Linked DNA regions of Mus musculus: region 2 is linked to region 1. A link is a loop called in an ENCODE intact Hi-C map of the cell type or tissue named here. Cell type or tissue: heart. All regions are shown on one strand. Links, peaks and the distances in the headings refer to the core of each region. The heading gives the core; the rest is flanking DNA. Region 1 holds the start of Psmd2 (proteasome (prosome, macropain) 26S subunit, non-ATPase, 2). Region 2 overlaps Yeats2 (YEATS domain containing 2).

Region 1 (5,382 bases), core at 383-5,382:
TCTACCACCCAGGTCAGTCTCTGACTTTATTTTTATTTTTTTTAATTAAAAAAAAAAAAGATTTATTTATTTATTATATATAAGTATACTGTAGCTGTCCTCAGATACTCCAAAAGAGGGCATCAGATTTCGTTACGGATGGTTGTGAGCCACCATGTGGTTGCTGGAATTTGAACTCGGGATCTTTGGAAGAGCAGTCGGCGCTCTTAACCACTGAGCCATCTTGCTAGCCCAGTCTCCAACTTTAAATTAATCTATGTCTCCATAAGAATTTGAAGTGCTTTAGAAATGGGTTGTCTAAGCTGTTATTCCCAATACAATTAGAACAATTAACAGTCCCTCCAATGCCCACAGAGCTACTCACTGTTATTCTCTAGGTGGGTTTTGTAGATGTCATCAGGCACCTTGGGCTCCATGATGTCCAGCTGAAAAAAAGCCAGAGGGTCACAACTGCTTCCCCAGTACTCCCCTACCTAGCTGTCCCTTCTGTTCTCCCACTGAATAGCAACTTTAACCAGGGAGTCTATTGAAAGGTATTAGTCAGGGAGGTAGAATGACAGAACTTCGGCCAAAACCCTTCAGGACCAAGAGGAGACCCTCACCTCCCGAGCTAAAGCCAAGAAGTTGCTGTTGAGCTGGACATTGGACATGATTTCTGTGAGGTCTTCATATTCCTCTACATCTTCACTCAGCTCCAGGAACACTCCATGCCGACCCAGCATGAATGCCATCTGCTTCTGGACCACCCTGTGGGGGAAGCGGTCACACCTGCTCACTCTTAGCCACTATGAGACAGAAAAGCCTCTGTGTCGCATCAGAAACTGCTACGTCTCTGATTTTTACACAAAGCACATACACAGACTCATCTTTCCTTTTGCCAATTTCTCTACATACACATCTTTGCAGGAAGTGAAAATGTCTTCTACCAGTTCCATGTCATTGAGCATCAGTGCCAATCTCAGAGCTTCAGGGAAACGGCTAAACTTTCGGAACACGCCCAAGGCGCAGCGCAGGAGGGCAGAGTTCTCAGGTTCTGGTACATAATTCACACAACTACAAAGTCAAAAGTAGTACAATTTCAGGACGTGCAACTCATGTAACTTATTTAAATCCCTTCCCAAGTATACACACTGAATGCCTACTATACAGAAGGCAATGTAGCATGTTCTAGGATTACTAAGGAGTCACAAAGTCTCTTCCTTCAAGAGGAACCCTAAGACTCCCTGGAAGACGAGTGCTACCTGCTCTCCTGTACTCACTCACCTGGTGAGATAGAGGCAGACCTTGGCGTAGGCGTTCTCATCAATGTCCTTCTCTAGCATGTCCACCTGCTCAATTTCCATGAGCAGGTCACAAGCCTCGTGCTCTGCATTGTGAGCCATGTTGTAGGGGACGATTTCCTTTACCAAGGTAAGCAGTGGTTCCCGCTGTGCTTTCTCTGCATCATCCAGCTCCTGCCACTCCTTGGCCACCTCTCCTGCCAGATGTCTATGGATAGATAGACTTGCTCATTAGGGAAGCATGTTGCTGGGAGTCAAGGAATTCAGTGTCTGGGGGATTCAATACATTCAGTTTCCCAAACAAACAGAATAATGACCCCAAGTCCCTTCTCATGTCCATAAAGAAAATGCCTTACCTGACGTATTCATGGCCCCATGACGCCAGTTCTTCCTGGGAGCCCACGAGCCGATACTTGAGGCACTCCCGCTCACCACTCATGGTCATGGCCAAAACAGAGATGATGTCAGCTGCAAAACACTAGGAAAACAGCATGTGCCATTACAGAATCAAGATTACTGTCCACAAAATTCACCTATAAAATTCAATATATACTAGTCTCTATACAGAAAAGTTCCATGCTAAGCCTCAAAAAAAAAAAAAAAAAAAAACCCTAAAGTTGGTGTTGCTAGCTCCCTCTGAAGCTAACCTAACTCAAGAGTAATAAACAATGGGGGAATCAAAGAAAGATGCTTCTGCCGGGCAGTGGTGGCGCACGCCTTTAATCCCAGCACTCGGGAGGCAGAGGCAGGTGGATTTCTGAGTCCGAGGCCAGCCTGGTCTACAGATGAGTTCTAGGACAGCCAGAGTTATACAGAGAAACTCTGTCTCGAAAAACCAAAAAAAAAAAAAAAAAAAAAAAAAAAGCCAGATGCATCTGGGTTTGGGTTGTAGTGTGTTTCCCATTACACCACAGTCTCATTACATCATATTGCCTAGTTTGGCCTCAACATTCTAGACCCACCCAGCATAAATTTTAATTGCAATAATAAACTACTAAAAGGTGGTAATAATAATAGCAGCATAATCTAGGGGTCTGAAAAACAGGCTCAACAGTTACAAAAACATGCTGCTCTTGCAGATGACCTGACTTCAGTTCCCAGTACCCACGTGGTGTTCACAACAGCCTAACTCCAGTTCCAGGGAACATGTTCCCAGCCTCTGGCCTGTGCAGACATCACACGCACAGGATACACATACATACATACATACAGGTACGGAGGCAAAACATTCATCCACATAAATACAAAACTGAATTTTAATTTTATTAAAAAAATATTACTTTTATCTACTATTATTTATTTATAATTTAAATATTCTACCTAAATAACTATAAATTAAATGATCTAGAAAGATCACTGTAACTGCAGTATGATAGGCAGATGATGTGGGAGTCAAGGACAAAAGCAAGCCAATTAGGAGGCTACTCAAAATACACTGCAAAGTAAAGACTTCTGGGTCACAGTTGCACCAACAGGACAAATGTGACTCAACTGAGGGTTTTTAAGACATAAAAGGGGCTCACAACCATCCGTAATGAGATCTGACGCCCTCTTCTGGTGCATCTGGAGACAGCTACAGTGTACTTAGATATAATAATAAATAAATCTTAAAAAAAAAAGACATAAAAGGGATGAATGTACATGGGACAGAAGAGAGAGAAGGGACATTAAATATAAGCCTTAGAAAGCCAGGCATACTGGCTTATGCCTCTAACCCCAGCACTCCAGATAGAGGCAGGAGGAGGAGGAAGGTCATAAAATAAAGTTCCGTCTAGGCCACACAGCCGAGTTTGAGGTCAGCTAGAGGGGCTGGAGAAAAGGATCAACACTTAGGAGGACTTCCTGCACGCTCATGAAGATCAGAGTTCAAATCCCAGCACCTATTAAGACATCCCAAAAACCTCCAAAAACCAAAATCAAAAAGACATCCCAAAACCAACTATAAAGACCGAGGGTCTTTAGGCATGCATAGGCGTGACACTTATGCATATGCACATGCATACAAGCACATGCATTCAGGCACACACATATATGCACACACTATAAAAATTTTAAATTAAGTCAGAAACACATCGTGCTAAGAAAATCTTAAGATATAATGAAGCAGAAACTTCTAAGGAGCTGAGAAGCATTCTCAGGCTTTCCACTGGAGAATCAGTCTCACTGTGATGAACTTTCCAGCTAGATGGGGTCCACTAGGCTTTCAGTGACTTAGCATTAAAAAAGGAATTATTCAACTGGACAGGTCCCAGCCATATTCTGAATTACCTTATTCTCCCCAGGGGCCATGTTCTCATAGATTTCCTTCAATTTGCCATAGTGTGGACGCAGAAATTTGAGAGGCTTGGGTACTGAAGTCATGGAAGTTGTAGAAGAACGAATTTGTCTTCTCAGTTCCTCCAGAGCTGGTCGATATAGAGATGTATCTTTCTCCTAATAGGGGATGTTAATGCTCAGACCAAAAGGAGTCACATTTCTCCACATCACGACCCATACATACTTAACCAATGCTTTGGTCAAAGACATAACTGGCTCCTATTTCATGATGCCTCAACCCCTGTAAATGACCTGAGACCCATGACCCCATTTAAATACCCTTTGTAACTCTTCCCTCAAATTATCGTAATATCTAATATGTGGTATCTAATTGTTGCCTCAAAATGAAATAGAGTAAACAAATGAGAAACATCAACTATACTCCCCCTGTAGTAACATCTTGACTCACCCCGAGTCGCTCCACGAGCATCTCCAGTTCATCTTGAAGCTGTTTGTCCTCCTCAGACTGGAGGGTTAGGGGAAGAAGCTCATCAAAAGTGGGGACCCGAATCACATTCTCCTCCCACTTACCCCGGGACAGGTGAAGAGTGTGAATGTCTATGGACAAGAAGAGGGCGTGGGATAGGGAAGCAGCCCTATAGGAAAGGCTGTCTACCTTAGGAACCAGGCAGACTCTGCTTGGAAGCCATTCTAGGAAATAACCAAAGAACCGCGATGTGATGGTGAGGGCCTCAGGGAGTGACAGTGCGTAATGGGGCGGGCAGGGTATAAAGAAAGGGTCGCCCCATCCTGAGTCTCCCCGGTGCGGTGGGCAGTACGGAGTCGGGCCCGAGGCCTTCGAGCCAGCAGTGACTCAGCCCAAGGCCTCCTCCTCGGGCTCCCCAGGCTGCGCCTCACCAGCTCCTGCTCTTTGTCTTTTTCCCCGGCATCCCTTCGCTCCTTGCCACTCGACTTCTCGTCCGCGCCGCTGGGGGTTGTCGCGGAGGGCTGTTGGGACTGCACGGGTGTCTTGTCTCGTCCACCCTCCTCCATCTCCGCCACTACTGCCGGCCTGCTGCGCGCGCACCTGCTCGCACCGCCCCTTTTCCCAGAAGGCCACGCGCGTTGTCCTCCAGACCGGAAGCGCCCTGCGGATCCCGAGTCCCGCCCTCTGGAGCAGGACGGGAATTACTGTTCCGGCTTCCAGCCCGAACGGCTACTGTTGAGTTAGGGTGTCTCTGTGCGTGCAAGGGTGGTCTGACTGCAGAGATGCCTAGCTCTCCGATCCTGTAGCTTCACCACAACTGGATGCATGGTACGATGAGAAGGTCATCCTGAAGACAGGACGTCCATACATGTTCATGCTTGCTTTAGTCCTCTGTAGGAGATTTCTATGAGCTCAAAACTCTTCAAGTCTTGACCGAGTCTGTGTGACTTCGGTGTAATTATGCCACTACTACTGTGGAATAGTAACCGCAAACCATTTCCCCCAAAGTGAAGATGAAATTTACTTATTTATTATCCCAGGTTAGCCTCGAACTTACTTTCTAGCAGAGAATAACTTCATTACAGACATGAGCTGCTGATGCGTGTAGATCTTGGATTCTAGGCATAACCATCCATTTCCACTGCCAATGACTTCTTCAGCCTTTGGAGAGAGATTGAACAGCCCATTGCTGCTCTGCCTGTTCTATAGCCGTATAGTCCTCTGTAGGAAATGTCTACCGGTTTCTGTTTCTATGACTTCTATCACAGATAAGAATACATACATACGTACATACATGCATACATATATCAGGCACATACCATATGTATGGTATATAAATATTTAGTATGTATATTTCAT
Region 2 (5,382 bases), core at 270-5,269, 440 kb after region 1:
CGCTGCTTTCAGACATGGTATGTCCACGTCCCTTCCCTCCTCACCTGCTTGTCATCAAAAAGACCACCCCTCTCCACTGAGAGGGCGTATCATGGGCATTATTTTCTGTTTTATGGGTCTTTGTAATCTTTGACTACTTCAAAGGCTGAGGCTCCTTAGTATCTATCTGCTATCCTGTCTTCCTGATCAAGATTGTTCTGCTATCAAAACAGCTAGTTAATTAACAGCCTTATGAGAGTCTCACTAAAAGCCAACGTCAGCCTCTGCTTCCAGAATGTTGAGATTAGAGAGGCACACCACCATGTCTGACTTTGGCTCTTTTATTTTACGTGTTCGCACTTTTAACCATAATATATTCTTTTATTTATCTCCTTTTAATTTCTCTTAAAATGTTTAGGGTTGTCCCTATAAGATTTTTTATTTTAACTTTTATTATTAATGGCTGTGTGTGTATGTGTGCCAGGACTGTGAGGGCTGCCACTGAAGGCAGAAGAAGGCGTCAGATTCAGCTCCTCCAGGGCGAGGCTGGGAGCTATAGGCAGCTGTGAGCTTGGGATGTGGGTACTGGGATCCAAGCTAGGTCTTCTGCAAGAGCATAAGAGCTCTTAGCTGCTGAGCATCTCTCTAGCTGACACATCTGCCGCTCTGGTATTTTAATTTTATTTGGTATGCATGCATATGCATGTGTGTGTGTGTGGGGGGGGAGTCAGAGAACAACTTGTGGGAATTTGCTCTCTCGTTCCACTGTATGGGCCCTGGGGCCTTAACTCAGGTCCTCGGAGCCGTGGTGGCAAGTACCTTCATCTACAATGGCCCGGAACCATTGTTTCTGTCCCATCTTCCTCTTTCTACATTACTGGATATTTGGTATTGCTGAGTCTTCCCTCTCTTTGGTTTACTGAAAAAAGGTTTTACTGTATTTAATGGTTATGCACCTCACTGAACATTTTACTTTGCTTAAAACCAAAATAAGGACTGGTGAGGAGGCTCAGTGGGCAAAGAAGTGTGCTGCCAATCCTAACATCCTGAATTAGGTCCCGGTAATTCATATGAACAGAGAACCAACTCTTGAAAATCGTCCTTAAAGTTCTATATGGGTGCCATGGTGTGTACATGCCAATGTGCACACACACAGTTAATGTAATAAAACTCCAAAATAAAAGATGCTCTGTCCTGGTCCAAAATTAAACACACTAGTCTGGTGTGGAGCAGCATTAATGCTGTCACAGCAAATTTTGCTCAGGGGCAAACAAACGTTCCCTATCCATAAATACTGTAGGTGTTGTGAGTCACACGGTCTCTGCAGGAACCAAACTTTTGGGAGTCTGAAAAATACTATGAAGGCAAATGGGAGTGATTGTATGCCAATGAAGCTTTACCTACAAACCCAGGCCCTGAATCAGTCAGCTATACTCTACTTTAAATGAGCATTTAACAAATTATAAATCCACCTGCCAAGATGACGGGATTCCAGAATGCCTCAAGAGCAGCAGCCTGGTACAAATTTAAACCACACTGTTTCCTGCACATGGGAGGTGTGTGTATTCCCAACACAATCCAGGGTGTGACAGCTAACTGAAGGACTGACTGACACAAGAATTACTGATAGTGTTGTATCCACAAAGTAGCAGGCACCGGGGACTATTACACTCGAAGCTTTGACTATATGAGTCCGTCACTGCTAGGTGTCATAGATGACTGTCACTGTACCCACCTTCTACTATCAGGGATTCTTACATTCAGGGATATACTGCTAGCTCAGTGTGCTCCCACTAAAACTCCCTTCTCACAACTATGCTGCCTAAATGGATTGCTAAGTGCTCAAGCTCCAAAATAAGTCCTTAAAGTTTTGTCTCTATTGTTTTCTTAAACCAGCATGCCCCCTTGACCTCCCTACAACTATAGGGTTCTCTACTTTGCAAAAGTCTGGTTTACACAAGCCCATACAAGTTTATATCCATTGACCTCCTTACAGCTCAAGGGTTCTCTACTCTTTAAAAGTCTGGTTTATACAAGTCCTGTCCCTGAGAGCCCTGGACATAAATCCTGGACTGCACTATGCCAGTAATCACTTTTCAGACTACTTGTCTGGTACTTACCGACCACAGTTTGCTATTTATGCAGCTTTCTTGAACCAGGTTATAAACTGAAGGCAAAAATGATGCCTGATAATGCCGGGCAGTGGTGGCGCACGCCTTTAATCCCAGCACTCAGGAGGCAGAGGCAGGCGGATTTCCGAGTTCGAGGCCAGCCTGGTCTACAAAGTGAGTTCCAGGACAGCCAGGACTACACAGAGAAACCCTGTCTCGAAAAACCAAAAAAAAAAAAAAAAAAAAAAGATGCCTGATGCCCCATAATGTCAATTTCCTTTAGACTATGACACTGTGCGTAGTATGTGTTTGTCAAACAGCTGACAGATGCTGAAACTCAAAGCTGAACCTTTGGAACAAAGATACTGTGAGGTCCTACATACCTTTGGCAATTGCTACTGGAGCAGAGCTGGGGGCAGCTTGATTTGGAACACTTATGGGCAGGACAGTAGTAGGTAATTTGCTGGTAGAAAACGACTGAACCACTAAGACACAGAAAGATGAGAGTATAATAGTGACAGAAATTAGTATTTTCCTTAATTTAATCTTCAGCAATTTTATATATGCATATAATATATCCTGGCCACACTCATTCCCCCATGTTCTCTTATGCTACCAGCTTCCCTGTCTCCCAAAAGCTGCTCCCACTGCCCTGTCTTTTTGTTTTTAGACTGACTTTTAACCAGCACTGCACACATGGGCCATGGTGTGGAGCTATCTACTCAACAGTGTTTAGACCACTAAAGATGGCGCCCCTTTCTCTCAGTAACCATCAACTGCCAACAGTGCCCCTGTGGAGGGGCTGGACTTCTAAGGTCATCTCCTATCCAAGACAGAGCTGACAGGCCCAGCCCTGTGCAAGCCCTGGGTAGGTGATCACCAAGGCCACTGCATTCCTGAGTGTAATGGCCATGCTCTGTCCAGAAAACAAAGCTTCACCCTACTCCCACCCTATGGCACTTACATTCTTCCCTGTCTTCCTTGAGACAGAAATTATTTTTATTACAAATAACCCAACTCCATGTTGTCAAGAGCCCATTTTAAGTGTACACCACAATCTTAAGCTGTGCTGCCCACTAGTGGCAGAATAACTGAGTTACAGCCTCCACTATGGACATGAGGGCATGCCAGTAAACTAAGAAAATAAAAATGCAATAAAGCCAACTCACAAACGCTCAAGGTGTTCTTTTTTGACACATCTTTAGAAATGGGCAGACAGAGCCAAGCTACAGTGCTCAGGGGACACAGGTGCTTACCACCATGCATCACAACGGCCTGAGTTAAATCCCTGGGACCTACACTCTAGAAGGAGAACTTAACTCACAAGTTGTCCTCTAAACTCATATGCCTGCATGCACCCACTCATGCACATGAAATGAAACATAAAGGCTAACTGACAAGCTGTACAAAACCAAGAGACATCCTACCCGGTAGGAGGGTTCCCAAGACAGAGCTGCGTCAGTACCAGGGTGGCACGCACCTTTATTCACAGGCATCAAGACAGTCTGCACGCCACCAGAGGTATTGATGCTTAGTGGCTTGAGTTGACTGGGAATTGTCAGGACAGCCTGCTGGGGACTGGACTGAGCGGAATGAACTTTTAGCAACCCTAAAGTGGAAAGACAATGTCAAGTACAGTTAAGGTATTTCCTTCAAGCTCCTGCCCTCTCTGACACTCCCAGTTTCTCCCACAAGCAGTGCCCAGAACAATCACTCTTTAGTAAATAAAAAGTTGGATGCAGGAGGCAATGGATAATGGAGATTTTACAGTAAAACTCTGATATAATAATTTATTTTTCTTCTCTTCTCTTCTCTTCTCTTCTCTTCTCTTCTCTTCTCTTCTCTTCTCTTCTCTTCTCCCCCTCCCTCCCCCCCTTTCTTTTTTTGGTTTTTCAAGACAGGGTTTCTCTGTGAAGCCCCGGCTGTCCTGGAACTCACTCTGTAGACCAGGTTGGCCTCGAACTCAGAAATCCGCCTGCCTCTGCCTCCCGACTGCTGGGATTAAAGGCGTGCGCCACCACACCCGGCTATAATTTATTTTTCTTTTTTCTTTCTTTTTTTTTTTTTTTGGTTTTTCGAGACAGGGTTTCTCTGTATAGTCTTGGCTGTCCTGGAACTCACTTTGTAGACCAGGCTGGCCTCGAACTCAGAAATCCACCTGTCTCTGCCTCCCAAGTGCTGGGATTAAAGGCATGCGCCACCACCGCCCGGCTAATTTATTTTTCAAGTGTCCTTGTCCTAAAACAACAAAAAGCATAACAGGAAGGCAAAGCAGTAACTGCTGCCAAGACACAGGCTTTGGAGTAAGACAATGACCTGGTGTTTGTAGTTTTCAAATTCCTGTTTTTAATGAAAATATTGTATGCTAAGCAGTTGAAAAGCAATAAAACGCCGGGCAGTGGTGGCTCACACCTTTAATCCCAGCACTTGGGAGGCAGAGGCAGGTGGATTTCTGAGTTCGAGGCCAGCCTGGTCTACAGAGTGAGTTCCAGGACAGCCAGGGCTATACAGAGAAACACTGTCTCGGAAAACCAAAAAGGAAAAGAAAAGCCATATAACGGCAAAGGTTCTGATTATACACTAACCAGTGTTTAGTGTCACCCAATGTCCTGCTGATGCTTGCGACCCTCCCTGATTATCTCAACAACGTCTCTGTTTTTTCATTATTTCGGTGTTTATATATAAGAGAATGTATATCATGCAGGCCTGACTTCCTTAACCTTATTGGGGCCTATGCTATAGAAAAAGCTTTTTCTTCTTCTTTTTTTTTGGAGCCAGGATATGGAAGGAAGAGAAAAAGGAAGCACCTCCAAAGGCATGTCTCAATCATGGTGGGGTGGTGCACAGCTTTAATCCCCATACTCAGAAGGCAGAGGCAGGAGACTTGGGCCAACCTGGTCCATATAATGAGTCCATGACTCCACCGAGTAAGGGCACTTGCTGCCAAGCTTGGTGTCTGAGAACCAACTCCTTAGCTGTAGTCTTCACTCCCTTACCCTGACACTGAATGTGCTTTAACAAAGTAGCCATCTGGAAATATATCTGGCTTATTTAATGATATACTATACAAAATATGAACATCGTTGTCTAATGAGAAAGAGGGGGAAGGAGTGTCGTGGCACTTACCTGACACTGTGGCTTTCCCAGAGATGGAGCTTGGTGCAGATACCAGGGACGCGGCAGTGCCGGCAACAGCAGCGGGGCCCTTGCAGGTTGCCATGGTGGCCTGGCTTACACACACTTGTGGCTGACCAGGAGTTTTGATTATAGAACCAACAGAGGATGACACAGG

Evidence for each region. Hi-C counts contacts between places; a loop is a spot of excess contacts. Peaks named below come from ENCODE experiments on the same cell type or tissue, not always from the same donor. Only the 100,000 strongest peaks of a DNase experiment are listed, where the experiment ranks them.
Region 2: it touches region 1 in a loop (2.6-fold over the local background); 2 of 42 quality-filtered maps call a loop at or near these places.

The regions. Positions count from the first base shown.
Region 1 is chr16:20,650,924-20,656,305 of GRCm38, reverse strand. It overlaps Psmd2 (proteasome (prosome, macropain) 26S subunit, non-ATPase, 2), which reads right to left and starts at 4,654. Exons shown (of 21, transcript NM_134101.2): 1 at 4,455-4,654; 2 at 4,006-4,062; 3 at 3,549-3,713; 4 at 1,637-1,758; 5 at 1,264-1,488; 6 at 895-1,053; 7 at 603-747; 8 at 365-425. The coding sequence starts at 4,589. In heart, for the core only: CTCF peaks have their summits at 2,813 (motif pointing left) and 4,695; a DNase peak (open chromatin) is centred at 4,635; H3K4me3 peaks cover 2,235 bases; H3K27ac peaks cover 1,341 bases.
Region 2 is chr16:20,211,584-20,216,965 of GRCm38, reverse strand. Yeats2 (YEATS domain containing 2) reads right to left here. Exons shown (of 31, transcript NM_001145930.1): 21 at 5,217-5,382; 22 at 3,571-3,699; 23 at 2,474-2,575. Among named protein-coding and RNA genes, the nearest start is that of Gm41431, 22 kb to the left of the region's middle. In heart, for the core only: a CTCF peak has its summit at 3,175 (motif pointing left); no DNase peak of the experiment used is centred there.